Regions from separate parts of the Mus musculus genome. Here regions 2, 3 and 4 are each linked to region 1. The links are chromatin loops, found by intact Hi-C in ENCODE. Cell type or tissue: left cerebral cortex. All regions are shown on one strand.

Region 1 (8,000 bases):
TTTCAACAAGTACTGGGAATTGAGCCACATGCTAAGCCAAATGCTTTCTTTATGTAGAAGTCAGTTTCTTGCCTATATAATTTTTTCTTTATGAACTGCTTTTCAACTATTTCTGTGAAGATAGATCTGCTGATATTAAATTACTAATATTTTTTGAAAAGGTATTTCTCCTCTGCTTTTGAAGACTATTTTCATAGGCATAGAATTCTAAGATTATTCTTTTTTTCTCTCTTCTCTCCCTCCCCTTATTCTATTTCACTCTGCTGTCACCTTTGTCTGTGAGGGTGTCATTTTGTGTGTGCTCTTCTGTGGAGAAGGCAGTGCTTCCCACCTTCTTCCAAGACTTCAAAACCCCTTTCTCTGATCTTCTGTGTGTACACATAAACCTGGATAGGTTGGACAGGGAGCTCATCCTTTCTATGCTTTCTCACTTTCCTTGCTCGACAGCTTTTATAAGACATTAGTTTGGGTTTTTAAAGAATCTATTTATTATTTTATGTTTATTGGCATTTTGACGGCATCTGAGTCCGTGTGGTCGTGTTTGGACCCCTGGAACTGGAGTTACACACAGGTGTGAGCTGCCAAGTGGGTGCTGGGAATTGATCCTGAATCCTCTGTAAAGAACAGCCAGTGCTCTTAACCACTGAGCTATCGCTCCAGTCTGCAGGGTTTTCCTTTCTTATTGTTCCAAATGTTCTTCTCTCCCTTCTCTGTTTCTTCTTCTCTTACTCAACCACAGGTCTGCTACAGCTTTCGCTGGTTGTCTCAGCTCCCAAATGTTCTCCTCCTTTTCCCTCTCCTCCTCCCCATTTCTCCTTACCTTTTCTATTTTTGGCATGTCTATTGCCATCTTCTTAAGTTGGTGATGTTTCCCTGAGATGTGTCCTGTCTGTCAGTACAGTATCCTTGACTTACAGTACAGTGGTTTTTGATCTTTAGCCTTACCTTTACTTCTGCAACACCCATCTGCTTTTGTAATTTCCCATATTTCTTGAGTGAACGTTTGGAAACTTGTCTCCTTTTCCATTCAAGCACATAAAGTATTAATCATAGGGATATTTTCCCTTCTTCTTTTGCTTTTTTAGTATGCCTTGTAAGTCTTTTTGTTTTGTTTTGAGACAAGGTCTTGCTATGCTACCTTGGAAGGCCTACCTAGCATTCCCTCCATAGACCAGCCTGGCCTCAGATCTACCTGCTTCTGCTGGAACTAAAGGTGTGCACCACCACACCCAACTCGTATTATTTTTTTGTTGTTGCTGTTAATAGATGGCTATAATGTACTACATAAATTAACCACAGTAAATTTGATAGGGTTGGGAGAGAAGTATTCTCTAGTTGTATATTTGAGTCTAAGTCTTTGGATGGTCCATGCTGCAAACCTTATAAACTAGCATATTTTAGTTTAATTCCCCCAGATTATGTGGGCCGGAGATTCTAAGTAGCAGGAGTTGAGTGTTTCTTTTCCAATAGATGAAGTACATTTTTGTAGTTTCTTCAGCAGCTGGCCTTCGTTAAGAACAGAATGCCCTGACTTTTTCATAATGGTCCTTCTTCCTCTGCTTCTTCTCAAATCAAATGAACTTTTTCTTAAAACATTCACTGTGAGAATCTGGTAACTTCCCTGTGCATAAAATTTACCTATACTTAGAGAGACGGTTAGAGCGATGATTCAGTGGTTCACAGTGCTGGTTACTCTTGCAGAGGACCTAGGTTTGGTTCTCAGCACCTCCATAGCAGCTCACAGTAACAGTTGTTACCAGTCTCAGGAGATCCAGTGCCCTCTTCTGACTTCCTCAGTCACCATGAGTACACAAGATACACAGACATTGATCCAGCCAAAACGCCCATGCATATTGAATAAAAAAATACATTATCCAGCAACTCTTAACTCTTAGCATAGCCTATACTAAGCTTGGACAAATTGTCCATTGCAGGCCTTCTTACTGGTTCCCAAGGAGGTTTTTGTTTATGAAAGTCTTGTCTATAAATTCAGATATCCTGCATCTGCTTCTGCTTCTTTATTTCCACTTTGGGAAGCAGTGTTTGTCCTGTAACTTCAACTTCTCTGGCAATCTGAGATTGTCCTCCTCCTCCTCCTCCTCCTCCTCCTCCTTCTTTCTTCTTCTTCTTCTTTTTTCTTCTTCTTTCTTCTTCTACTTTTTCTCTTTCTCCTCCTTTCTTCTTCTTCTTCTTTCTTCTTCTTCTTCTTTCTTCTTTCTCCTTCTTCTCCTTTCTTCTTCTTCTTCTTCTTCTTCTTCTTCTTCTTCTTTCTTCTTCTTTCTTCTTTCTTCTTCTTCTTTCTTCTTCTCTTTCTTCTTCTACTTCTTCTCTTTCTTCTTCTCCTTCTCCTCCTTCTTTCTCCTCCTCCTTCTCCTCCTTTCTTCTTCCTCCTCCTCCTCCTTCTCCTTCTCCTTTCTTCTTCCTTCTTCTTCTTCTTCTCCTCCTCCTCCTCCTGCTCCTCCTCCTTCTTCTTCTTCAATACAGGGTTTCTCTGTGTACAGCCCTGGCTGTCCTGGAACTCACTTTGTAGACCAGGCTGGCCTCAAACTCAGAAATCCGCCTGCCTCTGCCTCTGCCTCCCGAGTGCTGGAATTAAAGGTGTGCACCACCACGCCTGGCTCTGAGATTGTCTTCTTATTTATTATTAAAAACATGTAGCATTTGATTTACTGTATTCTCTTCAGTTTCACTCCTTTGTTATTGGTTGTTTAGATATGCTCATAATTTTGAGCTTTCCAGTGTTGTGCCATTCAGATTTTTTTCTACTACTAACTTTGCAGTGAGTTATCCTCCTCTTGTACCCTATGCGTATTATTCTATTATTTGTTTTAACCTTTGTCTCTATAGTTTCATTCTTCTTCTTTGTGCTTTGTAGGTACTACCTCTAATCATTCTAGTTCTGTCTTTCTGAAAGTCCACCTCTGATCCCAGCACTTCTGGTGCTGGGTCCTTATAGTGAGATGTTGTCTGTGCATTTATGATGCAATTGAGCATTACATGGAGTGTGGAAGACATAAACATTGCAGATAAGATAAAAAAAAAAACCTGCATGTCTAGATGAGTTCCTGGGAGTAATGACCAGAAACTAAAGGTGCATTCTTGTTCTTAAAGGTCAGAGTAGGGAGAGCACAGAAGAAAAGAAGGAGGAAGAAGAGGAGGAAGAAACACTAGTGTCTTGGCGCCAACAGCAATAAGAACAAGTATTTCAAGTGGAGCTATCAGTGACATGAAGTCTGAGGACTGCCATTTGGATGTAGTGTGGTGTCAGTGTTGATATTTGGTAGCTGCTTTGATGGAATATTAGTGGCCAGGGACTGATTAGAGAGTCAAAAAGAAAATGGTAATACTAAGTGTAGAAACATTACTATAAAAATAGGAAGCAATATAACTCAGAGGTGTAAATCCCTTGCCTGATGTGAACAAGACCCTAGATTAGTTCCCTTGCACAAAAGGAGAAAAAGTTAGAAATGTAATGTATTGTGTGCTGATGGAAGTCATTCCATGTAGTAAAAACCTTGGCCATTCCTGAAAAGGGGCAATGTCTACCACAGTCCTTGTGTGGCTGAGATGAAATGAGATCTAGTATGTAAGCAGATTGACCTTAGCTAGGATCTCAGACAGTTATGTGCACTTTTGAAGGAATAGGGAGAGTGGGAATATAGCACAGACATTAGAAGGTATAGTAATGAGAGCTTATCTAGGTTATTTTCTGATTACTTCTCCTCCCTCTCTGAAGTTAAAAGTGGGATAATTATCTGAGAGCCTGAGGAGAGAGGGTAAACTATAAAATAGTGTCTTAAACCGATTTGAGAATAAACACAATAAAACTTTGGTCTGATTTTTATGCAGAGACAGTGGAATCAGTGGATCATAGGGTAATATGAAACTGGCCAGCCTCATTGTGTAGCATTCTCTAGAAACTTCTCAAGGCTGGGATGTTGAAAGATTATGAGGACAGTGAGGTCACTCTTGTCAAAAGTCATGATAAAGAGAATGCCATGAATTCAGGAATAACACTTTTTATAGTGAAGGTAGAGTGTAGTATGTTCTGATGACTTCAGAAAGCAGTCGTTTTTGATGATGTGATTTCAGACCTGGGTAGTTTTATGTCAAAGGAGAGAGAATGCCTAAAAGAGAAGATGGAAAGCTAACAAGGTATGCAGGTCCCTTGTCAGAAGCAGTATATGAAAGGAGAACTGCAGAGGAAGCTGCCACAAGTAACAGCCAACTTGAAACATAAGGACTGTATTAAGCCCATGCTCATTTAATAAGCTATCATAAAGCAAAGTGGTACCTTCTAAGATAGTTGTATAGTAAGCAAAGTTCAAGCCAAGGCAACATATCTGTAAGTACAAAAGAACCTGTTATAGTTAGAAAATAAAAATGCATGTCTTCATTATGTATGTTTCCAGATTATAAATTGAATTGCTAATTGAATTTGTTAAGAGGATAAAGTAAGTTATGGGAGAGCTATCCATTTTATAGTGAGTTAAGATATTAATATCTTGTGTCATTCTTGTACCTAAGATCTGTGGACTGTGGATGTTTTTATGAGGTTTGTAAGTCTCCTGAGCTTGTATTGCCAGTTTTACATTCATACTTATGTTCATTTTCCTGGAAGATGAATTTATGAAGTTTTCCAACGTTGTTTCTTAACCTAAAAAGAGAGTGTTTTTTAAGGCTTAAATCACAAAGTTGAAGGTCATGCTTAAATTTCTTTCTCGAACAATACAGAAAATAGGTTTAATAGGAATGCAAACAAAAGTCTAAGAAAATCAGAACTACATTATCCTAAAAGTGAGCACTTACCACATTAGCAAAATGATAAGAGAAACACTTTCTGGGGCTTGGAAAGGTGGGTTGTACTAGTTAAGAGCCATTGCTGTTCAAGCCATAGGAGAGGGCTGTAGTTCAGGTCCCACTGCTCACATTCAGTGACTAAAGGATTCAGTGCCCTCTTGTGGCCCCTGTGATGTATGCACATTTACACATAAACCAGTTTTTAAGAATGAAAAAAACACTATCACTTCTTTCAGCTTGCAACCTTTTTGCCACAAGTATATAATTATCTGATTAAAAATATTAAAGTTGCTAAAAGGAGTGCCACAGTTGGCAATTGGGAGACCAGTTAAAAGTCCATTGCCATTATCCGGGTATAAGAGGTTATTAGATGTGGAGAAATACATGAACACAGAAAAAACATAGGTGGCTAAAGCACTAGAATACAGTATCTCCTTATTTCCTGCTTGGGTAATGAGTGGGTAAGGATGCCATTAAGTGAGACAAGGAACACTAATAGGAAGAATAGATTTAGGACTCTTCTTTCAGAGTCCACATAGACAAAAGTTACTTATAAAGCTAAAAACAAAAAGATTGTTTTCATTAAGCGGTATTGGGACAGTTGAATATCCGTATCAAGAAACACTAAAAGGCAGGACTGGGGAGGTGGTTTAGTGGATGAACCACTTGCCAGGCAAGCATGTGGGTCCCCAGAACCCACATAAAAGCCTGGCAGGCCTTGCAGCTTGCCTATAATCTGTGCACTCCCAACACTTCCTATAGAACCTGGCTAGCTAGAATAACTGGAATCATTACATGCCAGGTTCAGCAAGAAACCCTACTTGAATAAGTGAAGTGGAAAGCAATTAGGGAAGACATGCACATCTACTTTGAGCCTACATATGTGATCAAGAGGCCTAGAGAGGAGGACCAAGAGAATGTGTGGCCAAAATGGCTATAATTATATAGGAGCCAGAAGCTGGGGGAATGGAAGCTCAGCCCCTATGCTGGAGTTTAGGGGAGGACCCAGGGTGAGAGGTTCTGGGGGAGTCAGAGGTACTGAATGAGACTTGACCCACCTTTCTTTGGGACCTGAATATAAAAAGATTAATAATTTGACTACTTGAAAATTAAGAATTTTTAGTTACCAAAAGATACTCCAGAGACAGTCAAAAGGCAATGAAATAGAAGATAATTGTGACTCATGTGACAAAGGGCTCTTGATTCAGGACAGTTAAGGAACACTTGTAAATAATAGTATAATTGAAAAATAGCTAAAGACACACCTAAAAAGATACAGTTTCATTAGTTATTGCCAAATTAAAGTCATAAAAATATTCTCTTCTTTGATGACTTACTGAGTTGAGTGGTCATGTGGGAGGGAGGGGGCAGTGGCCCTAATGGTGGGGATATAAATTGGTAGAACCATTTTGCAAAAAGATTGGCATTTTTTAAACATAAAATTGCAAAACGTACTAACTAAAACACAAAAGGCTGCTTCTGTAATTCCATTTTTATGACATGTCTAGGCTAGGCATTATATATTAACAGAAAGCCTAAAGGTTGCCAGAGGTAGAGGGGATTAAAGAATGTCTAAACTCAGGCTGATGTTGACCTTAGTGAGGAGGACAAGGGGTTTATTGGGAATGATTATGTAGGTGACTTGGGAAGGTAGCATTGTTTAACTTGCTATTTTCTACACAGGTGCTTGCTACATAATTGTGTTCTTTTATAACCAAACTGTAAGGGAAGCAGCTGTCTCAGGATCAGCTGAGTGCTTCTGGTTTGTATGTGGTAGTTGTTTCATTATAACTTAGTAGCATTACCCCCTTCCATCCACTAAAGAGCTTGGTAGAGCCCAAAAAACCTGTTCTGTGTGCTGCTACATTTTTTGTTCTTTAAAATATTAATGTTCTAGCGTGTTACTCTTCCTCCAAGTAAGTCTTATTTAAGTTACTGATGTTTTTATTCTGTTAGAAACTTTCAAATATTGACAACATTTTGAACTTTTTAAGGTAAAATAAGTATTTGAAAAATAGAGAATTGCAATAAAGGTGGGCATACAAATTATTCTCTTAGACTTTTGACATCTGTAATTATACCAAAATTAATTCCTGGACAGGAATGGTGGTTTTATTAAAGTGATGACTCACTTTAATAAAAGGTAGTTTCGGGCCGAGGGGCTGGTCACCAGAGAAACTAACCATGTGGTTACAGGGTTGAAACTTTGAGCCAACCTGATCTCCAAGAAAGAGACTGGGCCTCAAGATTGAGTTCAACTATATAATAAAATCCCAATTTAAAACAAGCAGACTCAGGACACACCAGCTCAGTAGAGATTCCTGATTTATAAACACATCTATGTGCTGATAGACACACCCTTATTCCACACTGCAGGCACAGCAGCTCTAATGTCCCTCACAGACCTTAACCCACTCCAGTATAGTCTATAGTACAACTAGAATAAATGTGTTGCTTTCTTGAGTTGTTCTAGTGAATTATTAAACCCTTAAAGGGAACTATGGGGACTTAACAAGTTTGTGGTCAGTCAATTTCAAAGACCTACCCCAAGGCTGGGATTGTTTTTAGGAAAATGGAAGTCTTCTTGAAGAATTTGGTCTTTTTTTTTGTTTTGTTTTTTAAATATTAAAGGCAGGTTTATTGGGAAGCTGCTTTTGGGTGATCGAGTTCACAGGCTCCAAGGACAGAGGCAAGGGAAATGGCCAAGAGGGTTGGAGAGTGGGTAGGGATGGAAGAAAAAGAGAGAAAGGGCACTTGCATAGAGAGAGGAGAGAGAGAGAGGGAGAAATGAAGGGGGGAGGGAAAGGGGAGAGAGAGACAGACAGACAGACACCAAAGAATTTGCTCTTAACCTGTCTGTGAGATCTACACTTAGTCTTTATGCTTTTTCTCAGAACTGAATGATACAGTACCTACAGTTAGAGTTGGGGTCTGAATGGCTTTGGGAAGACTATTGGAACATGGACCATTGGAGAGAATGTTTATAAACTTCTAGACTACCAGGCTGGGGGAACCCATCATTATATCCCCTTGCTTATAGAAGGCTTTGTTTTGTTTTGTTTTGCTTTGCCAAAACCTTTCGCAGTCCCTCTTTCCCCCCAACTATATATATACTATATACCCTCTCACTAATTATATTCATTAAAAACAGATCCCAGCTGGCTGTAGTGGCTCATACATTCAGGAGGCAGAGGCAGAGG
Region 2 (8,000 bases), 160 kb before region 1:
CATATGATCCAGCAAGGAGATATATGACAGGTGGAGGTCAGAAGAGGTCATTGGGTCCCCTGGAACTAGTACTACAGTTGGTTTTCGAGCAGGTGTTGGGAACCAAACCTGGATCTTCTGAAAGAACAATGAATACTCTTAACCACAGAGCCATTTTTCCAGCCTCTAATACCACGCATTAAAAAACCAAAACACTTTACTGAGTCCCGTAATAATTTCCCCCAAGTAGTTTCTTTCTATTTTTTTTTTTTTTTTACATTATCCATGTGTGTCTGTGTGTAAATACCCATTATCACCATGTCATGCATGGAGGTCAGAGAACAGCTTCCTGGAGTCAGATCTTTTCTTCCATTCTGGGGGTTTAAGAGATTGAACTCAGGTCCCGAGGCTTGGTAGCAATCACCTTTACCCACTGAGTCATCTCACCAGACTCCAATACACAATTTCTTAAGGAGAACATAATATATTCTCAAAACTAGACCAAATAAAGGATTTGTTTCATTGTTCCCCCCCTAACTATAAGAGTAATTGAGGGCTGGAGAGAGAGCTCCAAAGTTAAAAGCACTTGCTGCTGCATTTCCTGAGGCCGTGTCTTCAGTTCCCACAAACACAGTGGCTCATAAGCATCTGTAACTCTGGTTCTAGGGATCCAATGCCCTCTTATCTCCATAAGTACTGCATGCAAGTATGTGTATACACATGCCAACAAAACACTCGTTCACAGGCTGGCGAGATGGCTCAGCGCTAAGAGCACTGACTGCTCTTTCGAAGGTCCTGAGTTCAAATCCCAGCAACTACTTGGTGGCTCACAACCATCCATAATGAGATCTGACGCCCCCTTCTGGGGTGACTGAAGTCAGCTACACTATACTTAATAATAAATAAATCTTTGGGATGGAGCAAGCGGGGTTGACCAGAGCGAGCGAGCGGAGCCAACCGAAACAAGCAGAGGTCTTAAAATTGAATTCCCAACTACTACATGAAGGCTCATCTGTACTGTGTACAGCTACAGTGTACTTACATACATAAAATAAATAAGTCCTTTAAAAAAAACACCCATTCACATAAAAAAATAAGTACAACTTTAAAAATAAATAAGATTAGATAAGTTATTTTGGTCATGATATTTTATCACAGCAACAGAAAACCAATACATGGATATACCTGTATAAATGAAATCTAGAAGTAACTGAAAGATTCCAGCTTCAACTCCTAGAATCTGTACAACATCTTTTGAAGACTCTTTCATTCCTCCAGTGAACAAAGCTGCAAAGTACGGACTGCTGGCGGCCAGGACCAGCCGATGGACTTGGAAGGTTTCCTTCCCCACCTGGAGCTGCACATCACAGAAATGCTGTCCACTTCTCATTTTGTTCATCTGCGCCAAGATGAGCTGGGCATGTTTGTCAGAGGAGAATGAATTGTCAGCAGCCTTGGGGCACTCCTCCTTAGACATGGTGATCACAGATTAATGAAAGACACTGTTGCCCATTATCTGCTTCTGTCCTGAGAAACAAAGCACAAAGAGTACACAACGTCTCTCTTTGTTAATATAGTTTCTCTTCACACATAGACGAAACGTTCTCTATAATTTATCTAGGATCATAGAACACACACCAAACAAATAAGGGCCACACTACATGGTAGGACTTCTAATATGCTCTTGGATAGTAGAAGAAATAATCAATAATAAGCCAAAGGAAGCTCCACAGAAGAAATGAGCACTAAAAGATAAACAGCAGTAAGGTATGAAGAACGGCCAGAAACCCTCCTTAGATAAAGAAAATAAGGTGTAAAGGCAGAAAAGAGTTGTATCACTACAGTTAGGAGGGAGACATCTTAGGCAGGATGAACTTCTAAAAATCAACTGTGACCAGCCCAAATGTCTGGTTAAAATCTTCCCATCTGGGCTGGGCGTGGTGGTGCACGCCTTTAATCCCAGCACTTGGGAGGCAGAGGCAGGTGGATTTCTGAGTTCGAGGCCAGGCTGGTCTACAAAGTGAATTCCAGGACAGCCAGAGCTATACAGAGAAACCCTGTCTCGAAAAACCAAAAAAAAAAAAAAAAAAAAAAAAACCCAAAAATCTTTCCACCTGTATGTTTCCTTTAACATAGAGAGCCTTTGTGGATCTTTGTTTCCACACCTTTTCTTCTTTCTCCTCGAGACTTGTTGGCCACTCTAACCTTACCTACGGTATAGTCTATATCACATTCAACCACATCTATCCAAGCTCATACATGCACACACAGTTACTGAAAAATTGTTCCTTTATGGAAGGAACTAGCGCCTACTGCTACAGCATCAGTCTCTAACATAAATCAGCATTTCGAATGTTTGTGAAATAAATAATGAAAGGCTTGGGGTTCTGTTTTGAGATAATGGTCTTAAACTTGTAATGATCCTTCTGCCTTCCATCACTGCTGGGATTGCAGGCACGTGCCACCATTATCTGCCTCAATTGCTAGCTTCTTCACAAATTTATGCCAATAGTAGTTTTTGGCTTGTTTGTTTGCTTTTGTTTTTTTAAGACATGGTACCACTATACAGCCTTAGCCAGACTGGAACTCACCATGTAGACCAAGTTGCCCTCAAATTCAAGAAGATCTATCTGCCTCTGCCTTCTGAGTGTTGAGATTAAACAACCATGCCTCACTCTCAATTATAATTTTTATGAGAAGAAAATATAATCTCTAAAGCCACAGAGAAGGAAACTACTAAAGTTTCCCCAGCATTAGTATACCAACAGTCTTGGGTTTATTTCATCTATGCCTGGGGTTGCTCCTGCCATATTCTATTCCACAGAAGTTATCAGACTAGGTTGTAGAGAATGGAACCCAGCTACAGAAACTGGGATCTGAGTCTTTGCAGGTTTAACAAAAACAAACATGTCAACAGTCATTTCAGAACGCTTGGGTTCTTCAAGTAGGCATGAAATAGAAGATAACAAAAATCCAACACTTTCATTATTTCTTATTTCCCAAAAAAAAGTTGAAGCTAAGAAACATGGCAACTTGCTATGAGAATCAAAGGGATAAATTCAAGTTACTGAAGAAACCACAAGTCCTTGCAATATAAGATCGACGATGAAGCAGAGGAAATGTAAAATGATTAAGGTTTTGTAATTCAGGCACCAAAGAAAACCAGTAATCAAAATGACAGAACTGTTGTAAGCTGATATTTTTAAAAAATTCAGTATATAGCATTCAGTCAAAATTATCAGTAAAAATGATCTGAAGGTGGGTGTGGTGGTGCAGAGGCAGGCAGATCTCTTAGCTCCAAGCCAGCCAAGACTGCATAGTAAGACCTTGTCATAATAATAATCTGATAATCATGACTATATAGACACTAATTTTGGGAGTTTTAAAGGAAGCCGCTAAAATTTACTTCAGCATGCACACAATGCATCTTACAAACAAGTGGCACATAAATACAATCTATTTCCCTCTATGTGGAAATTCGACCTATAGATGTTATTATACATGGCGTGGCTGTCAGACTTGTTGCTGCTCTGTATTCTCCCTGGCAGCAGATTCTGAACCCTCGCGGTGTGATTCTAGGCTACCTCCATTTCTCTCTTACTCAAGGTATTAAAGCACAGCCACAAGTCAAATGCCTCCTGTTACAACAAACAATTCACTTAATATTCACTTTGACAGTAGAGAGCCAGAATGTTTGTTGTCATCCTTCTCAGTAAATGTTGATGGCATTCCACTGCCAGTGGAGCACCTCATCCTAAACTGTGGCTTGGGAAATGCTTGTTCGTACAAACATGAAAAGTGAAGACCTGGGATTAGTGCATAGGGAGCTAAGAACTATGCTTCCATACAGTTTACTGGCTAACGATGGAGATAATCGGAGGGACTAAAGAGGACCTATGCTTTGATGGCCTGGATTTCCCGCTGAAGAGCATCTGAAAGTTAATTCAGTTAGAGGGCCAGAGCTCCAGCTGAGCATCAAAACAACTGAGACTCTTTGTGCTTGAGTTGGAGGCTGTAACTAGAACTCTGCCTAAACTGGTAGACACTAGAGGAAGAAAACCAACTCTGTGCTACTGACAGCGCGAGCCGGTAAGGAATTTCAGACTGGAGCCGGTAAGGAATTTCAGACTGGAGCCGGCAGAAGTCAGGGACAGGGTCCGGCCTTCGGTTTCCCCAGTGGGTGCTGGGAGAGCAGAGGCCAAGGCGCCGTGAGACTGGGAAGCTCCGGGACGCTAAAAACACACGGACGGTCAGAGCGCCTCCGGAGGCGACAGGACGAAAGCGGAGGAACGGTGCGTTCCAAAGCTCCAATCACTCGCTCTTCCCGGTCTGGAGAGCTGGACATGAGGAAGTTCCCAACCCTGTGAGAAACACAGACCGCACGCAGGCCTCGCTTACCCGCCGCGTCCCTTCCCGCCGGCGCCCTCCGGTGCTCTGCGCGCGCAGGCAGGCAGCGGAGGGGGCGGGGACAGTCTTTGGTGACAGGTGACTGCGAGTGCTGAAGGCGCAGCTTCGGCGCTGATGCGGGAACCTTCTACTGCGCGTGCTCCGCTTCTGGCCCCGCCTCCTCACAGCCACCGGCGTCGCTGGGTAAACCTGGGTAGCCGCTTGCTGGCCGCGGAGGCAGGTTCTTAAAAACCTCTCCCCTGCCTTGGGCTAGTGGACTTCCCTATTCCGCTCCATGCACATCTTCAATTCTTCAAGTGTCCCAGGCCAGGTACTGATCTCAGCGTCGAGGAAAATCACGTGCACCGTGCTTCTCTACCACCTTCCTTAGATCATTTCCTGAACCTCAATTTTGATACACTCCTGCCTACTTTGAAGTCAAGAATCAAAATGCCCACTTCTTTTTCAGTGTAGAGCATCATAATGTGTCCTGGTGCATTAGCAACGTCCAAACTTTTTTATAGTCTCCCCGCCCCACCCCAGGGTTTTCCGTGTAGGCCTAGCTGTCCTACAACTCACTCTGTAGACCAGGCTGGCCTCGAATTTAGAGATACACCTGCCGCTGCTTCCCAATTCTGGGATTAAAGGTGTGCACCACCATGCCCGACTGAGATTTTATTTTTTAAATGTGTGCCTCTAACCATAGGTTTGTATATGTAAAGGCTGTGCCCATGAAGGTCAGAAGATGGTGGTAGTTCCCCCTGATGCTGGAATTACAGGCTGGGAACAGCTCAGGTCCTCCTTGAGGGAAGTGGACTCTTTGCCAGGAGTTGTGGTGCACATCTATCATCCCAGCACTGGGAAGGCAGAGACAGGAGGATTTCTGTTGTGTACCTGGCCAGTCCAGTCTACTTAGTGAATTTCAGGATAGCTGGGGCTATGTAGAGAGACCCTTTCTCAAAAATAACAAGTAGTGTGCTCTCTTAGCCACATCATCTCTCCAACCCTCAAACTTTATGTTCCTGACCCATAGTGTACAAAAATATTTTACATCAAACACATACCATGTATTTGCATATTCAGATGTATAGCTAAGACAAAAATTTCACAAGACTATGCTTACATTTACTCCACATCTTCAATTTCTACTTTACATTTCATTATGAAAAGTGCAAAAAAAAATCTGCAAAAAGTGGCAGAAATTTAGAAAAGAGTAAAAGGAATTACTGGACCCCTGTCTGGTGCAAGGCTCAGCAATCACTGACCAATACTGGAAGGCTAGTTCCATGAAGATTTTCTATTGACTAAGCTATTTTATGGTGGAAGAAAAAAAAGAGAGATGGCTCAAACGATTAAGAGCACTGGCTGCTCTTCTAGAGGAACTGGGTTAGTTCTCAGCAACTACACGGCAGCTCACACCAGTTCCAGAGGATCACACAGCCTCACACAGACATACAAGCAGGCAAAACACCAATGCTCATAAAATAAGAATAAAAATTTAGAGGGCTGCCGAGATGGCTCAGTGGGTCCTGAGTTCAAATCCCAGCAACCACATGGTGACTCACAACCACCTCTAATGAGATCTGACGCCCTCTTCTGGTGTGTCTGAAGACAGCCACAGTGTACTTATGTATAATAATAAATAAATCTTTGGGCTGGAGAGAGCAGGGACTGACCAAGCAGGGTTGACTGGAGTGAGCAGAGGTCCTAAGATTCAATTCCCAACAACCACATGAAGGCTCACAACCATCTGTACAGTTACAGTGTACTTATACACATAAAATAAATAAATCTAAAAATAATTTAGAAGAAAAATACCAAAACATTACATTTTAGTGATACCAAGGCACTTTTGTCTCTTTTAACACATTTATTTAGATATTCCAGGTTCTTAGAAAATACAACATTCCTACAATGCCTGATGAGATTCTAAAATGGTGCAGTTACTATGTAAATTCTCTGGCAGCTCCTCAAAGGGTTAAATATAAAGTTACCATGCAATCTAATAACTGAATCCCTGCAGATATATATCCTAGAGAAATGAAAACAGATGATCATGCAAAAACTTGTTTATAAGAATGGTATAAGTTGATCACCATTATTCATAGCCACCACATGGGAATAGCCTCAATGACTATCAACTGATGAATGAATGAACTAAATGGGAACAAATGTGTGTGCATAAAACAGAGAATGATTTGACAATAAAAGATAAAGTTGTGCTCTATTTACTAGAGAAAAAAATGCCAGAACCAACCTTGAGGGTCAACAGATGAATGAATAATGAAAAATTTCTATATACATAAAATGGAATCTTATTCAGCTCTAAAGAAGAATGCAATTACAAAATTTGCAGGAAATGGATAGATTTAGAGTGTATAATATTAAGCAATGTCACGCAATCTCAGAAAGGAATATGTTTTCCCTCATGTGCAGAATCTAGCCAACAATTTATCTTATATGTAAAAACTGTATGTAGGGATACAGTATAAATATATAGACAAGAGAATAAAGACACTAAGGATCAGGGGATAAGGAAGGACTCAGTGATCATGAGTTACTCCAGAGGACACAAAGCTAGTTGTTTTCCTAGTTCTAATTCTGCAGTGGATTTTTTTTTCATCTTTGGCAGACGATGGCAGCAGAAACATACATTCGATAGTGCAAGTGTCAACTCCATGCGAAGCTCCCCAGCCACAGGAAGGTGTCTCTAACCGTAGGGAAGTCATTGAGGTATTGGGCTCTGGGTCTGGTTGATTCTAATATGTGATGCTTATTTGCAACGTTTTTTTCTTCTAGTAGGGTTTGTCAAATTAAAAAAAAGGAGGGAGGACTGGTACATGCTACAATATGTATGAAAACTTTATGCGCTATGAGAAGCCCAACATGAAAAAACATACATTGCATAATTACATTTCTATGAAATATTTAGACTTGGCAAATGGACAGAAACAGACATTAAATTTGCAGTTATAAAGGACTGAGCAAAAGAGTGACTTCTAAAGAGTATAGTGACTTCTTTTGGTATAGTGAAGACATTCTAAAATTAGGTAGTGGTGACAGTTGTAAGACTACATAAGCAGAGTTAAAAAAAAATCACTGGATTGTATGCCTACCATAAGAGAGTAAATGTTATGGCATGTGAATTATAGCTCAATAAAAGCTGCTGTATCTTTTAATGCTAGATTATGTTATTCCTGTGCTCAGAATTTTCCATTTCATTTAGAGCAAAAGTCACTTTCTCCCAGTGAAAAACAGACTCTGGGGGGGGGGGGGGAAGCCAGAGAGAGATCAGCATTCCGGAGGCAGAAGCAGGTGGATCACTGTGTGTTTGAGGCTAGCCTGGTCTACAAAGCAAGCTTCAGGACAGCCAGGCTGTTGGACAGAGAAACACTGTCTAGAGAAACCTAAAAAGAAAAAAAAAAAAAAAAGAGCTATCTTGCAGAAGACCTAGGTTCAATTCCTCACGTCCACACGGTGCTTCATAGCCATCTGTAACCCCACATTCAGGGGATCCAACAAGAACACACATCATGCACATACATACATATAGTCAAATCGGTCATACAAAAGTATGTAAGTAGCGAGTAAATAAAGCCTAAAACAGATGTTTAAGGCTCTGTAGGGCCCCTCCC
Region 3 (8,000 bases), 61 kb before region 1:
TCAAATCCCAGCAACCACATGGTGGCTCACAACCATCCATAACGAAATCTGACTCCCTCTTCTGGAGTGTCTGAAGACAGCGACAGTGTACTTACATATAATAAATAAATAAATAAAATCTTTTTTTTTTTTTTTTTTTTTTTTAAAAATCTGCCTGCCTCTGCCCCCTGAGTGCTGGGATTAAAGGCGTGCACCACCACACCTGGCTTTACTTCAACTTTTTTTTTTTTTTTTTTTATTAGGTATTTAGCTCATTTACATTTCCAATGCTATACCAAAAGTCCCCCTTACCCACCCACCCCCACTCCCCTACCCTCCCACTCCCCCCCTTTGGCCCTGGCGTTCCCCTGTACCGGGGCACACAAAGTCTGCGTGTCCAATGGGCCTCTCTTTCCAGTGATGGCCGACTAGGCCATCTTTTGATACATATGCAGCTAGAGTCAAGAGCTCAGGGGTACTGGTTAGTTCATAATGTTGTTCCACCTATAGGGTTGAATATCCCTTTAGCTCCTTGGGTACTTTCTCTAGCTCCTCCATTGGGAGCCCTGTGATCCATCCATTAGCTGACTGTGAGCATCCACTTCTGTGTTTGCTAGGCCCCGGCATAGTCTCACAAGAGACAGCTACATCTGGGTCCTTTCAGTAAAATCTTGCTAGTGTATGCAATGGTGTCAGCATTTGGAAGCTGATTATGGGGTGGATCCCTGGATATGGCAGTCTCTACATGGTCCATCCTTTCATCTCAGCTCCATACTTTGTTTCTGTAACTCCTTCCATGGGTGTTTTGTTCCCACTTCTAAGGAGGGGCATAGTGTCCACACTTCAGTCTTCATTTTTCTTGAGTTTCATGTGTTTAGGAAATTGTATCTTATATCGTGGGTATCTAAAAAAAAGGCCATCCTTAACATGTCAGTTTGATTTACAAATATCAAAGTTAACATAGTGTTTAAAAAAAAAAAAGTTTGTTAGTAAGCCGGGCGTGGTATCGCACGCCTTTAATGCCAGCACTCGGGAGGCAGAGGCAGAGGCAGGCAGATTTCTGAGTTCGAGGCCAGCCTGGTCTACAAAGTGAGTTCCAGGACAGCCAGGGCTACACAGAGAAACCCTGTCTCAAAAAACAAAACAAACAAACAAAAAGTTTGTAGTAATTGGTTGTTATAACCTTTTCCATTCCTATTTCAGGAGTTAGCATGATAAATGATTTTTTAGTACAATGAATAGGAGCTTTGAATCTTTGACCAGAACATCTTACTAGATTGTACCTTCAAATATTTCTGTAAATTGCATTTGAATGAATTAGATATTATTTCTCTTGATTTCTGCTCAGGTCTTGTTTTCTCCATAAGACATACTCTAGTTGTTTAAAAGCAGCAGATGGAAGAAGGGGATTGTATTTATTAGCTTTCACAATGAATGACTACTATGGATGTGGTAAAGGACTTAAAATTTTTTGATGAATGAAAGAGAGCTGCATCTTGCTTTCTGTACTATTTTTAGCTGTGAGGCTATCTCTTGTTCCTCTTGTAGTCTGTTATAAGAGGATCAGCAAAAGATCTTTTAAATAGAACTTCCTTTAAGCCCCAGACTTGGTTGCAGCTGGCATAGCTATAGAAGGGCAGCTTTTCCTCCCCCTGGGATACATACTGAATCTGCCACATAGCTGCTGGTATGTTTACTCCTTACAGAATGTAAAAGGCTGATTAGGTGTTCTGTACATGCCCGTTTCTATCAAAATAGGAAATTTGGGTTCATTTCTGGAATCTCTTGCGGGGTTAATAATTTTTGCAGTATGTCCTATAGTGTAAAGAACAATTGTCGTAAACTAGAAGGTAATATAGTAATCATCTTGATAATGTAGTCCTACTTTCTCTAATTTTCATGTGATTTATTAGAAGAATCACAACTTGTTTCAATTTTCCATTTTTTTTCCTGGGATTTTAACAATTTCTACAATGCTAGAGAATTTAAACACTTATGAGTATTTAAGTTAGAGTCCTGTCATAAGAGATAACCTTTTCAGTCTTGAAATCTAAAACAGTGTGTTTTGTTTCATGAATTAAGGGATAGACATCTTTAAATGTGGCTGAAGTCCTGCTTCAAGTATGGCAGGCAGTGACCAAAGAAATAATTCTGAGCTTATTATAGCTTGGTGAAGCTATGCTTTTGCTGGCTGTGTCCTTTTAGACATCTGGTGGAATAGGGAGCGTTTCCTGTGGCAGCACTGTCAGCGATGAATAGATGAATGAATTCATCCGTGCTCAGAACTCACAGCACGTGTACTTTCATCCTTCCAAGGACATAAAAGAGCTGAGAGACCAACCTTAGCAATGGTCCAGGCTTCAGGGTGGAGGGTGGCGGAAGAGGCTTTGGGACTGTCCAAGAAGGGGAGATCTGCGTAGCTAGCGATAAAGAAACAAAAGAGTCTGTGACAGTATCGAAAGAATCTGACATTTGCTTTGTCTGTACAAAGGATGAAAGGAATTTTGCCGACTTAACCAAAACAATAACTGGTTTTGTATCAGTTTGAGCCCGAAAAGAGGCAGCAGAATAATATGTTTTTTTTGTTGTTGTTTTTATATTTTTGAAGCATATTTACCTTCAGAAATGGACGTGGAATGCTTTTATTTTTGGAAAGGAAAACGTGACACCGATTTTACGAGCTTAGTAGCTGTAGGTGGAGACTCTTGTTTTGTTTGCCAAACCTTTTTAATAAGCAGTGAAGTCTGGATAGCAAAGATTGCAGTTGCTTTTCCTGGGACCTTTGTTCTTCTCTTGGTACTTAAGATAATTTCAGACAAAGGAGGCTATGTATGGAAAAGAAAAGCAAATATCAAGTATTTTCTCTGTTCCTGCTTTGATTCTAATGAGAGTTTTCTATATTTTAGTATTAGGCAATAATTGTGTCCTAGGTTAGCTGTTTGCTGGGTTACTGGGCACAGCCTGCTGTTCTGAATGGACTGTTTACCTCTTTATTCAGCAGTAAATAGGTGCTAGTAGTTGGTGTCTGGGGAGTGGCTTTTTTTTGTCTGATATTTGCTATGGATGATTCGAGTATTCTGAGAAGGAGAGGTTTACAGGTGAGTAAAACAAAGCCTCTTTTTAAATACTGTTAGCACCTTTTGGAGATGTATCAGATTGTTGCAATTTCATTTAGTGCATGGGGGAGGGGGTGTCACTAAGTATTTTATTCTGTCATATATACTTATGACTAGAGAACTTTTGTTAAGACCTTGCTAATTTGTTTTCTTTTCATTTCTTTTGTTTTATCTTGAAATGGGGTCTTGGGTATATTACTCAGGTTGATCTCCAACTCCTGGGCTCAGGTGACCCTCCTTTCTCAAGCCTCCTGAATAGCTAGGACTACAGGGAGTGCGACCACATGCTTCTTAGTTATTATTACTACTTTCCATAGGAAAGTGCTGCTTGGATTTACTTACTTTGAATTAAATGAGTGGAGCAATTAAATCAAACCTATGTAGGATACAAACCTAATTTGAACATTAGCTATGCAAACATTCTGTTTCTGACCATTATGCTTGTCTCTATTTCATAATAAAGTCATGCTCATGTGTGTGTGTGTGTAACATTTGATTCTGTGTAAACTATTAGGACATTTTTCTAAACCTTTGCTTTGCATATATGCTATCCATTTATGTTAGCCTGTCTATTTCTGTGTATTTCTGTCCATCCATCCTCCATCTTTCTCAGTTCTTAGATATTTGATATATGAAGAAATGAATAAGGTATATAAGAATAAGAGGAAATGCAGAGACTGACAGACAACTTAAATGTAATTTTAATGAATACCTTTAGCATTAAAATAACTCACCACATTTCTTCTCAAATTTGGATATGTTTATCATGCACCATAAATCAGATCATCTTGCTCTGGGTTTTTTTTTTTTTTTTTTTTTTTGTAAATAACAAACTAGCTAGCTCATCATGGACACAATGACGGTTCTAGTATAAATTCTAGCTGATCAACCAACTTATGAGGGTCTGTTTTTGTGAAATACAACAGTGTTTCTTGCTTTCGTTAGGTTTATTTGACATTTGTAAAGATATCCCCCACTCCCCAAAAAGCACCCTGGTCCTCTCAATTCCCCTGAACTAATTTTAATTTATTTTATTTTTTTGTGTTCAAAAAGAATATATTATGTAAGGTAGGATTGGCAAACTTAAAACAAGTTAAAACATGATATTTGTAGTTTTGATTATATTTCTTTTTATTCAGTGTGTGTGTATATGTGTGTGTGTGTATGAGAGAGAGAGAGAGAAAGATCGAGAGTGTGTGTGTGTGTGTGTGTGTCAGTCAATGTGTGGTAGGGCAGGGCTTCAGAAATCCTTTGGAACTAAGAGTTATAAGAGTTACAGGCATTTGTCATCCACCAGATGGTGCCAGGATCCAAACTCCAGTCCTCTAATGGAGCAGTAACTGAGCCATGTTTCCAGCTCATGATTGTGCCTTTTATTAATATTTTCATATTGCAAACCCTCAAACGCAGGAGGAATACTTACTGAGTTCTTCACCAGTTGTCTAGTATGACTTGGAGTTCAGAAATCTCACACACCTCAGTGGGTTATATGTCCCCTTCTACTACAGTTGGCTCAGTGATTTGTCAGTCGATATTTCAGGGACATTCTGAAATACACTTCAAAAGTGTTCAGGATGCTTCTTCAGTAGTGGTGTATTGGAAAGTGCCTCTATAAGCATGCGTACTTGTATTTCCTAATATAAATAACATTTCTCTTTAGTTGCTGGGATTCAGAAATGGAATCGTGTTTCTCTGGTAGTGAATTTTAATTTTTTTGTTTGTTTATTTTGTCATCTTTGTGTTAAGACAGGCATCTTTTTCTTTTCACTGCTGACTATTGCAGGATCTGCTACTTTGTTTATTGATGCCCTTTCTTTTGAGTTTATTTTTGCTTAGTGAGAGTACCAAACTGTCAGATTACATAGCTGGAGGGTGACTTTATTTTCATTTGTTTTGTTTTGTAGCTGTATGTTTTGTTTTGTTTTGTTTCTACCTTCAGGTTCATTTCTAGAATATAGCAGGTACACATTCTGAAATAGAAGCAATGTGTGAAAAGCAGGAGTTTAAATTGGTCACTTGTTTAAAGAAATTAAAGTTTCAAGCCAATTCGATGATGGTGCATGCCTTAGATCCTAGCAGAAGTAGTTGAGTCTCTAAATTGGTGGGTGGCACAGGTCTGTAATGCCAGCACTGGGTCTATATAATTGAGATTCTGTCTCAGAACAAACAAACTAGACAACTAAATAACTAAATGGTCCCAACATCTGACATAAAATAATTACAATAATTTTAAAGAAGACTGTTTTAAAAAGCCAACAAAAGACGAGCATAGTCCCAGCACTTTGGAGGTTTGAGGCAGGCACATCTCTGTGAGTTGGAGACTAGCCTCTCTACATAGTGCCATGGCAGCAGCCAGAGCCATCCTGATACCCTGTATCAACTAAACTAAACCAAACAATCAAACAAACAAAACCCCTCAAACTAAGCATAGAGTCTAGAGAGATGACTCAGCAATTAACAGTAGGTGTGGCTCTTGGACAGGACCCAAGTTCAGTTTTTAACACCCTTTTTAAATAGTTCATAACTGCCTTTAACTCTAGCTTCAGGATCTTTGGCCTTCTTGGATATCTGCACTCATTGACACACATCTAGACACAGATATACATACATACATACATACATACATACATACATACATAGAAAGAAAGAAATAATACATACATACATACATACATACATAGAAAGAAAGAAATAATAAAAACAAAGTCTTGAAAATTAAACAACAAAACAAAGCAAAAAAACAAAAAAAAAAAAAAACAAGGTCAAGTTTGAGTGAAGGCAGCCTTTACCAGATCAGCTGCTTTGAAAGTAAAAGAATTAAACTACTGTAATTTTGGCACAATATAATGCTAATGAATACTAAAATAGAAGTACACTGGCTTATTTAATGATTTATGTGAAAGAAGACACAAGCTGGAAAAATAATAGCTTGACTTATTATTGTGTGTTGGGCTCATTCTCCGGCTGGAATTTGTTCCTGGGAAAAGAAGGGGATGAAACAGTCATACACTGTACATTCACTTTCTTACTGGTAAAAATATGCCTGGAGACGACTGTGTTGAGCATCTTTTCTGGAGGAGCCCCATCCATTATAGGAAGTGACTGTTTTTACATGAAAAGAAATTCAGATTTAGGTCTTATGGTAAAACTTGACTTTAGGGGCTGTTTTTATTTTCACTGTATAGCTCTGGCTGTCCTGGGAACTCACTCTGTAGCTTAAGCTGACCTCAAACTCACAAAGACTTACCTGCCTCTGCCTCCTGAGTGCTGGGATTGAAGGTATACCACCACTGCCCTGATAAGAATCTGTTTCCAATAAAAGAAAAAAATAGAATTCTTGATATTTCTGTGCCTCTTGGTTTTGTTTTTAAGGACTGTAAACTGAATTGCCCTTCATTGGATAATCATAGTTTATTAATGGTCATAATGTCTAAAGAAAAATCTCAAGTAAATTTTAGAAGCAATAGTTTTTTCTAGTATGCCTTAAGTGTTAATTAAATACTTCTGAACAGTGGCACTTTTAAGACTCTGATTTCTCAGCAACACTGGCAGAGAATGGGGAGTGAGGTGACACAAGTTAGTTTTTACCTGAGGATAATATATCCTGATTATTATTTCCTCTACTTCTCCCTGTTGCTCCCCATCTCCCCTCCTCTTCAAATTCTTTCTGTCTCTCATTAGAAAAGGACAGGCTTCTACAACCAAACATGACAAAATAAAATTATAATGTGAAAGAAAACTATTATATTGAAATTGGACTCAGCAATCCAACTGAAGGACAACTATTTTAAGGTTATGCACAAGAGTCAGGGATCCGTTTGTTCTCACAGTTAGGAGTCCCATAAAACACTAAGTTAATAGCTATAATATATACTCAGAAGATCTGGTGCAGACCTGTAGACTTTGCTTGCTGCCTCAGTCTCTGTTAGTTCATAGGTACCCTGCTTAGTTGATTCAGAGAGCCTTGTTCTCCTGGTGTCCTTCCGTTTCATACCCCCACCCCCACCCCCGCTCTTACACTCTTTCCATCTCTTCTGTGGGATTCCCTAAGCTCAGAGGGGAGTGGTTTGATAGAGAACTTCAATTTATACTCTCTCCACATAATGTTGGCCATGGATCTCTGCATCAGTTTCCATTTTGCTGTTGATATCCTTTTGGATAATGACTAGATAAGGCACTGATCTATGAATATAGCAGAGTACCAGTAGGAATCACTTTATTGATTTTTAAAAAAAAGATTTGTTTATTTATTTCATATGTGAATGCTTTCTTCAGCCACACCAGAAGAGGGCATCAGACCCCATTGCAGTGGGTTGTGAGCCACCATGTGGTTGCTGGGAATTGAACTCAGGACCTCTGGAAGAGCAGTCAGTGCTCTTAACTGCTGAGCCATTTCTTCAGCCTTTTTTTTTTTTTTTAATTTTCTTTTAAAGACATGCAGTGTTGGATTTCCCTTTCAGTCTCTGGGCTATCCAGTTTCTGGTTCTTGGTTACCTGAGCAGTTTTAGGTGTCAGTTCCTTCTTACGAAGTGGTTTCCTATGCCTACATAGTACTTGTGAGGGCATTAGATATTGCTTTTTGGATACTTGGCCTTTGTTCTTTGTTTAGAAACATTTTATGGATATAGTTATACTGTGATATATATGTGTGTGTGTAAACATTCATACATATATACATACATATACAGAGTGATTCTTATTTGATCTGCCTGGCATCATTTAAAGTGTTGTATAACACCATTAGAAATTTGCTTTGTGGGTAAGTGACCAAGAGTAGTGATTTCTAGGATTTCATATATGTAGTTTTCTCTATAACTTTAGAATATACTTAATAGACTTTTGCTTTATTCATTATCATCAGAAAATAGTTTTGTTTTGTTTCTTTGGGAAGTGTGATCCTCAATA
Region 4 (8,000 bases), 120 kb before region 1:
CCCTTGTCCACTTGTCTATAGGTGCTGCTTATCCTTTTAATGGTCTAACTTTTTCATTTGGTATTCACATTTTCAAACACCAAGTTTTCTATCAACACCCGCCTTTCTTGCATCAGGGTTTGGTATGGTTTTGTTCATTTCTAAGATTAATCTTTGTTTAAAAAAAAAACAGTGAAGGCTTATCCAGAGACTTGTATAATCTTTGTAAATAAGGTGGACTTTTTCAGGGGTCTTCAATTTTGTCCCAAGCTTTTAAAGCCAGTAAGTCCATTTGTTCTATAGTAACATCATCAAATTGAATCTGTTCTTGTATATCAGAGTGCTACCCATAGCCTAGCAACTGATCTTCTACTATATTCATCCCCTTGCAGTATTTCACTGTTCAATAGTCTCTCCACCGTGTTAATCATTGCAGCTGTCACCAGTCTTTCCCAGTCTTGGGGAATAATTCTATTTTGAGTAGCCCAGTTATTTAGAATTTGTTTTACATATGGCGAATGCATCCCATATAAAATCATGGTCTCTTTAAAATACCTTATCTCTGTCATTTCTATAGGATGCTATCCTATCTTGTCATAAACTTGTTCCAACCACTAATAGGCATATACTGCATGACTACTGGGAAAGCCTTATTACTTCAGGCTGCCCCTCCTCCAACTCTGGCAGAGTGGTTGTATCAAGATTAATCCTGTCTCAAAATGGGCTATGATCAGAGTGCCTTCCTGCTTTTTTAGCTTTTCTCTGACCTGACCACCCTGTGGCACAGTTTCAATCCCTCTTTCCTCCCGGGGGAAACTCCAGCTCGCTTGCTCTGTCACCAGGACTGAGCCTTCTTGTTCTCTCTTCCCTCATGCTCCTCACTTTCTAAGTGTTCCCATCTCTACCTGTAACCTCGTTGCACAGCCAACTCTGCAATCATTTCAGAAACAAGAGAGCAGAATGGCTCATTTTGGTTTCCCATTTCAACAATCTTATGTTTCTCAGGCCCCTCCATTTCCACCTGTGGTTTTCCCAACTGCTCAGTCATTCTTCCAACCTTTTTATGAAACAGAATATATAAAGAAAAAGAAAAAAAAACAGAAAATCTTCTCTGGGAGCAAAGTGGGGGATATCTTAGCAGTAGCAGCTATAATACATTTTTGGGGGGTATCTTGAAAAGAAATATTTACTCCTTTGTTCCCTGCCATTTTCTCTATGCCCTTGAATGACTGCCTCTCAGGGTCCTAGCATTATATATTCTTTGAAAGTCCCCAGAACTCTAAATGCCACACAATAGCAGAAACTCTGCAGCTGATAAAAATCACACCTCTGCTAGAGCGCAAGGCAAATCATAGTCAGCTGCAGCAGACAGTCTGAAGCAGCCCCATATCCCTATACCTGAGACTAAATGAAAACATATTCTTATTATATTTCTGAGTTTTCAAAAGAAGTCAAAATCCCAGAATTGCCACTACAGATCTATTTCCAAACTAACCCCCAATCTTGGGCAGAATTACTTTTTCCTGGATGTAGGACTGTGTAAATGCTTCAAGGACTATTTTAGTCTGTTTTGTTGGCTATTGGGCTAGAGGCTCGCCTAGGTTCTTGCAGGTTGCCATTCTGTTTCCTGCCACATGGACCTCTTCATAGCCAATGTAAAAAGTGAGTTTTGTAGCTAAGCTTGATAGTACCAGCTTGTAAATGAAGAACTTGGGAGGAATAGAAAGAAGGATGGAAGTTCCAAGCCAGCTGAGTTACATACCCTGCCCTGCAATCAAGGACATTTCCGTCGTTAAGGACATTGTGAGTTTGAGAGTAAGACTCATACCAAGATACCATCTTATATGATGTAACATAATCATGAAAGTGATTATATTGTAGTTAACTCATTAGAATCAAGTCAAAGGGTGAAGAGTACACAAAGGTGTAAATCCTGGGGAAGGGGTGACTATGAGAACCACCTTAGAGTCTGTCTATCACAACAGCCATTCCTTTTTTTAAAAAATTTATTTATTTATTTATTGTATGTGAGTACACTGTAGCTGTCTCCAGACACACCAGAAGAGGACATCAGATCCCATTACAGATGGTTGTGAGCCACCATGTGGTTGCTGGGAATTGAACTCAGGACTTCTAGAAGAGCAGTTAGTGCTCTTAACGGCTGAGCCATCTCTCCAGCCCCACAACAGCCATTCCTAATAGTCAAAGATGAAGAAGTAGGATGTGATTCTGTTCTCAAAGCCGAGTCAGTAGATAATCCTTGTAGAAATGAGTGTGCCTAAACCTAGAGGAATTTATTTAGAAAGGACCACAGAGTTAATCAGTTTGATTGATGGAGATCAATGTTGGAGAAGCAGCCTTATGAAACATCAGCAACAACCTCAGGATACTGTTTGTTTGTTTGTTTGTTTCCTACCTATACTGGGTTACACTGCTTTGCAGGGGTGAAATAGTAATTTATTTTTGTTTCATTTTGTTTTGAGCAGGACTAGTGTTTCTCTTGAATTCCCTTGACACACTCTGTTTATGTAGTTTTGGGATCAAACTCAGGACTGTGTGTATGCTGAGCAAACACTCTACCAACTGAACTACATTCCAAGCCCCAAAACAAAAACCACTTTAAAAAAAAAAAGATTCTAGCCCCCAGAAAAAAGGAATTTTAATCTTCTCCTATGTGGCCACTCCAGATTCAGCATGTGTTTCTGTTCTTCGTAAGCAAGAGTGTGCTGGCCCTATCATGTAGCAGAGATAACTATAAATAGTGGCAATAGTGGCAACAGCATGGGCTAATAGAAAAAAAGAGGCAGGCAGAGAATGGATTTTGGATGGTGGCCTTGCCTTAGAAAGTGTACACTTGACTGGGCGGTGGTGGTGCACACTTTTAATCCCAGCACTTGGGAGGCAGAGGCAGGTGGATTTCAGAGTTCAAGGCCAGCCTGGTCTACAGAGTGAGTTCCAGGACTACAGAGAGAAACCCTGTCACCAAAAACAAAAACAAAAACAAACAAAAAACAAAGAAAAAGAAGAAAGTGTATACTTCATCTTGAGCTTTATTTTACTAGTCTAAGCAAAGACAGTATTACAGAGATTTTTATGAGAGTCTTTGGGAAGATGGATCCTAAGAGAATAAGACTTGATGCAGGGGAACTAGTTGGGAGAATTTCCCACTTAAACAGGTGAGGGAAGGCGGAGCTGGGTAAGTTAGTACAAATGGGATGAAAGGAGAAGGCAGATTGGAAAGATATCGAGTTTACAGACCAACAGGCCTTGTTCATTATTAGATATGAGAGATGAGAAGAAGGAAGGAACCAAGGATGGCTTTCTGTTTCTACCGAGTCAACTGGATGCATGGGGAGGACCTGGGACAGGGAACGTAGAAGATAGCTTCATGGGTTGTCCCACACACTGCTTATGTGTGTGTGTTCTGGTACCTCACAGGCCTTCGTTTGAGTTCTCTTTGCACTATAACTCACCCCGTTCCCTCCACTGTACAATGAACACTGCAATGACCTCATTATGTGTATGTGAATTGAATGCAGTGTCTGAAATCAGTAGGCTCCATCGTATTAGTCATTATTACTGCTCAGAAAGGGTTCAGGGAGGAGGCTAAAGATACATGAATGAAACAGGCAGGAAAAGCTTCTGGGAATGAACTCTGGTTAGGTCAAAAGAGGAAAAACAGCGTTGTGGCAGACTAGCTGAAGCCAGAAGGAGGCCAGGCATGGCTGAGCTGTCTGCCACGTGTTGTTAAAGCAGATGAGTCATTGGAAGGGGCAGGTCAGGCTGCCCAGGCCGCAGCAGGCTGGACCGTGTCTACAGGATGACTTCATTGTCAGTGGGAAGCCCAGATCTTCCAAAGCCTTTTTAGTCTCGCACCCCTAAGGAATACATCACTTCTTTTACAGGACTTTACACACTGTCACACTGTGTGGAACTGTCAAAGGCAGTGTAAACAAGACAGAGCGACAAGAATGGGAACCCTCAACTAATGGGAGGGTTTATTGGGACATATTGATATGTCTGTGACTGGGCTCGTTTCCCTACATCTCAGTCTCCTTATTTCTAACATGAGGATGAGCTAACTAGTCTCTGAAGCGTAGGGGAGAACTAGGTGAGCATCTGCTGGTAAATAGAGTGTTGGTGTCCCCCCTCCCGTTGGAAGTCTTTTCCCAGTCTGGACAGCGTTCAGTCCGGCAGGCAGTGTGTACCAAAGGGATGAATGGAAGAATCAAAGGGCGTCCTGCAGCCGACGCGGGCGCGCCGGGAGCCCCGCCCCCTTCCGCTTCAGAGCGCGCGGCGCGGCCGCGGGCGGGTCTTCGCGACCGTTCGCCAGCGCGTGCACGGCTGGCCGCGCTCTGTGGGCGGCAGGCGGGCTTGCCGTGCACGCGCGCGAGGGGCGGGCCGGGCGGGCTGGCGGGCCGGCGGCTGGCGGCGGAGCCCGCGGCGGCGGCGGGTGGCCGGCCGAGCGTGTGCCGGGCGGCGGAGGGCGCGGCGGCGGCGGCTATGCTGCCTCCGTGAGGCGCGCCGGGAAGGTCTCGGCGCCTCAGCCCACAGGAAGCGCGGGGAAACCGCGGGCCGGGTGCGGGTGGCTTCAAGTGCCCGCCGGGCCATGTTGGCCGCGGACCGGGTTTGCCGCGGCAGCGCTGCGGCCCGGGGCCGAGCCAGGCCGGCGCAGTCGCGGTGCTAACGCCCGCGGGGCCCAGACGCGGAGATGAAGCGGAGCCGCTGCCGCGAGCGGCCGCAGCCGCCACCCGCCCGCCGGGAGGATGCGGCTCCGCGGACGGCCGAGTTGCCCCAGCCGCAGTCTTTGCCCCCGCGCCGGCGAGCGCCGCCCGGGAGGCAGCTACTGGAGGAGCGGAGCGGGCCTTTGGGGCACGACAGCAGGGAGCAGGTAAGGTGGGCTGGGGTCCGCCAGCGAGGGTGGGCGCCGTGGGGGAGGGGTCCTCGCGGGAGGATCGGGCTGCGGTGGTGAGGGTGGGGACTACTGAGTCGGTTAGGAGGAGTGGGAGGTCTGACGAGGCTGAGGAAAGGGGAGTGGAGAAATGAAGGTGGGGGCCTGGGGTTGCAGTTGGACGTGGGGTAGGGCGGGTCTGAGGAATGAATAAAATGGTCTTGGGGGGTAGCCTGGGGCTCTGGATGGAGAGAATGGGTGCTGGAATGTGGGCAGGGTGAATGAGCAGCAAAGAGTAGGTTTACTAAATGGAGTTATCTAGAGGCGTGAATAGTTTTAAGGGAGAAATGCCAGTTTGATAGTGTTGACTGGTCTTAGAGTTTATCCCCACAGTTATAAAAACGGGGCATTTGCAAGCATTCTCATTTGGTGGCCATTATACTTTTATAAGCAAGTATTCAGAATCGTTAACGTTCTCCTCAGTAACTATCTACCACTTTAAAACCACTATAAAAAGTGCCTGAATGTGTCCAGTCTCAAGGCCGGTGCTGTGGACAGAGAATCTGTAGATGAAGGCTCTGCTTTCTAGTTTACCCTTAATGGGAAAAGAGATAAAATGTAAAAGTACTCATGGGATTCTCGAATGTACAGGATGTGTAATTTAGTAGACAATAGTAGGTGTATTTATGAGTAGGGAATAAAGGTCGCCAATATTAGGATAAACTTGCTACTCACAGCTGAAGGAAGTTCAGTGAAACGATATTGACAGGGACTTTGTAAGATACGTAATCTCGTTGGATTTTTAGAAAGAATGTTCTGTAGTAATGAACTCCCCTGACAGCATTGCTTTTGTACAGCTTTGCTTCAGACCCCAGTTGAGACCCCATCTTTGAGGCTTTGAAGTTCCAGGTCTCCTATCTTGCTCCTCATATAAAGTAAATGTTCCTATGCATCATTGCTTTGAATTACACTCTGTTAGCCTATGGTTTTAAAATTTTCCGCTTTTTGTCTCCCCACTTGATTCTTTTGGTCTTTGTCATGGCTTCTAGACTGCTGACTGTGTAATCCCCCTCTAGTACCCGTTCAAAACTTTTGAAATATATTTCCTCTACTGACTTAGTTTACCTGGTGCGGTTGACCTTAATGCATGCTTCAGTAAAGTGCTTAAGGCTGTTTGATTCCGCCCCGCCCTTATTTTCTTTTTAAGTTTTTTTATGATTTACTTTTAGTTTTTATGTGCACTGGTGTTTTTCCTTCAAGTATCTCTGTGTGAGCGTGTCAGATTACCTGGTAATGAGCTATATACAGTTGGAGCTCTCACATGGGTGGTGGGGAATTGAACCTGGGTCCTCTGGAAGAGCAGCCAGAGGCTGAAACTCTCCAGCTCCGATTCCCCTCTTTTCAAAAAAGATCTTTTTATTTTCACTTTTTTGCAGCTATGAGTGTTTGCCTGCATGTATGTTAGTGCTTCATATAGTTTGGAAACCAGAAGAGGGAGTCATATCTCTTGGAACTAGAGTTGCAGACAGTTGTGAGCTGCTGGTGGCTGCTGCGAACTAAACCCAGGTCTTTTGCAAAGCAGCAAGTATTCATAATTGTTGAGTCATTTCTCCAGCCAGCTCCCCTCTTTTTTAGAGATAATTTCTATATTCACACATCCTTAACAGTCACAGAGGAAGAACCGGCTATCCTTTTCTCTGAGGCTACATCGTTGGTACACACACCCTTTGTCTGTTAAAAGTCTTACTTATATTGTTCTTTGCCCTATAGCTTAAATAAAAAGTATAATTTTCTTGAAACGTGTAATTTCCTCTCTCCTAATATGCTTTATCTTGTTGCCTTTAACCAACAACATTTTGGGGGGGGCGGTGCGAGTTTCGAGACAGGGTTTCTCTGTATAGCCCTGGCTGTTCTGGAACTCACTCTGTAGGCCAGGCTGACTTCAAACTTAGAAATCTACCTGTCTCTGTCTCCCAAGTGCTGGGATTAAAGGCGTGCCAATAATCTTCTTGAATTTGTATTTTATGTCAGTTTCGTGTGTGTGTGTGTGTGTGTGTGTGTGTGTGTGTGTGTGTATTCCTAATATTATGGTTTGCCTTGTATACTTAGTGCTTTCCCCAAACTGCCTTCAAGGTCATGAGTAACTTTTTTTTGGCTTGCTTTTTAAATTGAGATTTGTTGTAGTTTAATGCATTAATCTAAGGTTCATTTAGTGTGAAATTTTACAGACAAATATAACCATATGTCCATTATTCAGGCCAGGGTAGAGGACGTTTCCAGTTCTCTTACTTTATCCTATTGATTACCCTTCGTTACTGCAGTTAACCACTTTTCCCACCCCAACAGCATAGATTACTCTTTAGCTAAAACTCATAGAAATAATATCGTGGCGTTTGTACTCTTTGTTACTGAATTATTTCATTAAAATAATTCCTGTGCATTCTTCTGTGTTCCTTATAGAAATACTTTCCTTTTTCATTGTTGTATAATTTTCCACAGTGTAGCCATACTAAAACTTATTTTGCAACTTAAAATAAGGTGTGTCTGCCTGTGAAAACATTGTGAAAGAGTTACAAAGAGAATTCTGCTAATGGGTCAGTGAATTTTTTTTTAATGTAATTAAATTTGATAGTTTTCCCAGGTGTCATCTTCTCACTATGTGAACTATTTGCCATTGTTGACCATGTGTTGTGGTCCTGCCAACCCTCCTCCTGGGAATATTCATCTCACTAGTGTTTCTTGGACTGTTCTCTTGTGCTTTTTTTCATTCCTTTCTTAAAACATTCTTTGAAGGTAATATGCTTGGTCCAAATGTTGGTTCTTTCTTGTTCACCATTCTTTAGCAAGCTCCTGCATGGCAGGGGATGGCCGGAGAGCAAAGGTCTGTAGTCTTTCATTCATATATTGATTATAGAACCTCCTGGTAGAGGCATTTGAGTCTTTAAGCCTGATTGTCTCTTTAGATCTATGTTGATAACTTTGTGCTTAGTGTATCAAAACAAAACTCAGTGCTATGGAGGGGGGAGAAAGGGAAAGTAGTGTGTGTGTGTGTGTGTGTGTGTGTGTGTTGAGTCAGAGGACACCTTTGGATATAATTCTTCAGACACCATCCACCTTTTTTTTTTTAAAG

The links. Hi-C counts contacts between places; a loop is a spot of excess contacts. Peaks named below come from ENCODE experiments on the same cell type or tissue, not always from the same donor. Only the 100,000 strongest peaks of a DNase experiment are listed, where the experiment ranks them.
Region 2: a loop joins it to region 1, with 2.1 times the contacts of the local background. A loop is called at or near these places in 4 of 42 quality-filtered maps.
Region 3: a loop joins it to region 1, with 9 times the contacts of the local background. A loop is called at or near these places in 12 of 42 quality-filtered maps.
Region 4: a loop joins it to region 1, with 2.4 times the contacts of the local background. A loop is called at or near these places in 4 of 42 quality-filtered maps.

What each region holds. Positions count from the first base shown.
Region 1 is chr4:116,339,269-116,347,268 of GRCm38, reverse strand. All of the region lies in intron 5 of Mast2 (microtubule associated serine/threonine kinase 2), which reads left to right. Among named protein-coding and RNA genes, the nearest start is that of Mast2, 120 kb to the left of the region's middle. In left cerebral cortex, a CTCF peak has its summit at 4,961 (motif pointing left); a DNase peak (open chromatin) is centred at 4,956.
Region 2 is chr4:116,504,028-116,512,027 of GRCm38, reverse strand. It overlaps Ipp (IAP promoted placental gene), which reads right to left and starts at 4,479. Exons shown (of 9, transcript NM_008389.3): 1 at 4,378-4,479; 2 at 1,165-1,506. The coding sequence starts at 1,456. In left cerebral cortex, a CTCF peak has its summit at 4,255; DNase peaks (open chromatin) are centred at 3,564 and 4,488; H3K4me3 peaks cover 1,615 bases; H3K27ac peaks cover 1,336 bases.
Region 3 is chr4:116,400,440-116,408,439 of GRCm38, reverse strand. All of the region lies in intron 3 of Mast2 (microtubule associated serine/threonine kinase 2), which reads left to right. Among named protein-coding and RNA genes, the nearest start is that of Mast2, 60 kb to the left of the region's middle. In left cerebral cortex, CTCF peaks have their summits at 4,376 (motif pointing right) and 7,369 (motif pointing right); DNase peaks (open chromatin) are centred at 2,639, 4,403, 5,365, 6,088 and 2 more places; H3K4me3 peaks cover 2,288 bases; H3K27ac peaks cover 2,795 bases.
Region 4 is chr4:116,460,606-116,468,605 of GRCm38, reverse strand. Mast2 (microtubule associated serine/threonine kinase 2) reads left to right here and starts at 4,383. Exons shown (of 30, transcript NM_001369061.1): 1 at 4,383-4,870. The coding sequence starts at 4,691. In left cerebral cortex, no CTCF peak of the experiment used is centred here; DNase peaks (open chromatin) are centred at 3,798, 4,231, 4,696 and 4,909; H3K4me3 peaks cover 2,021 bases; H3K27ac peaks cover 1,440 bases.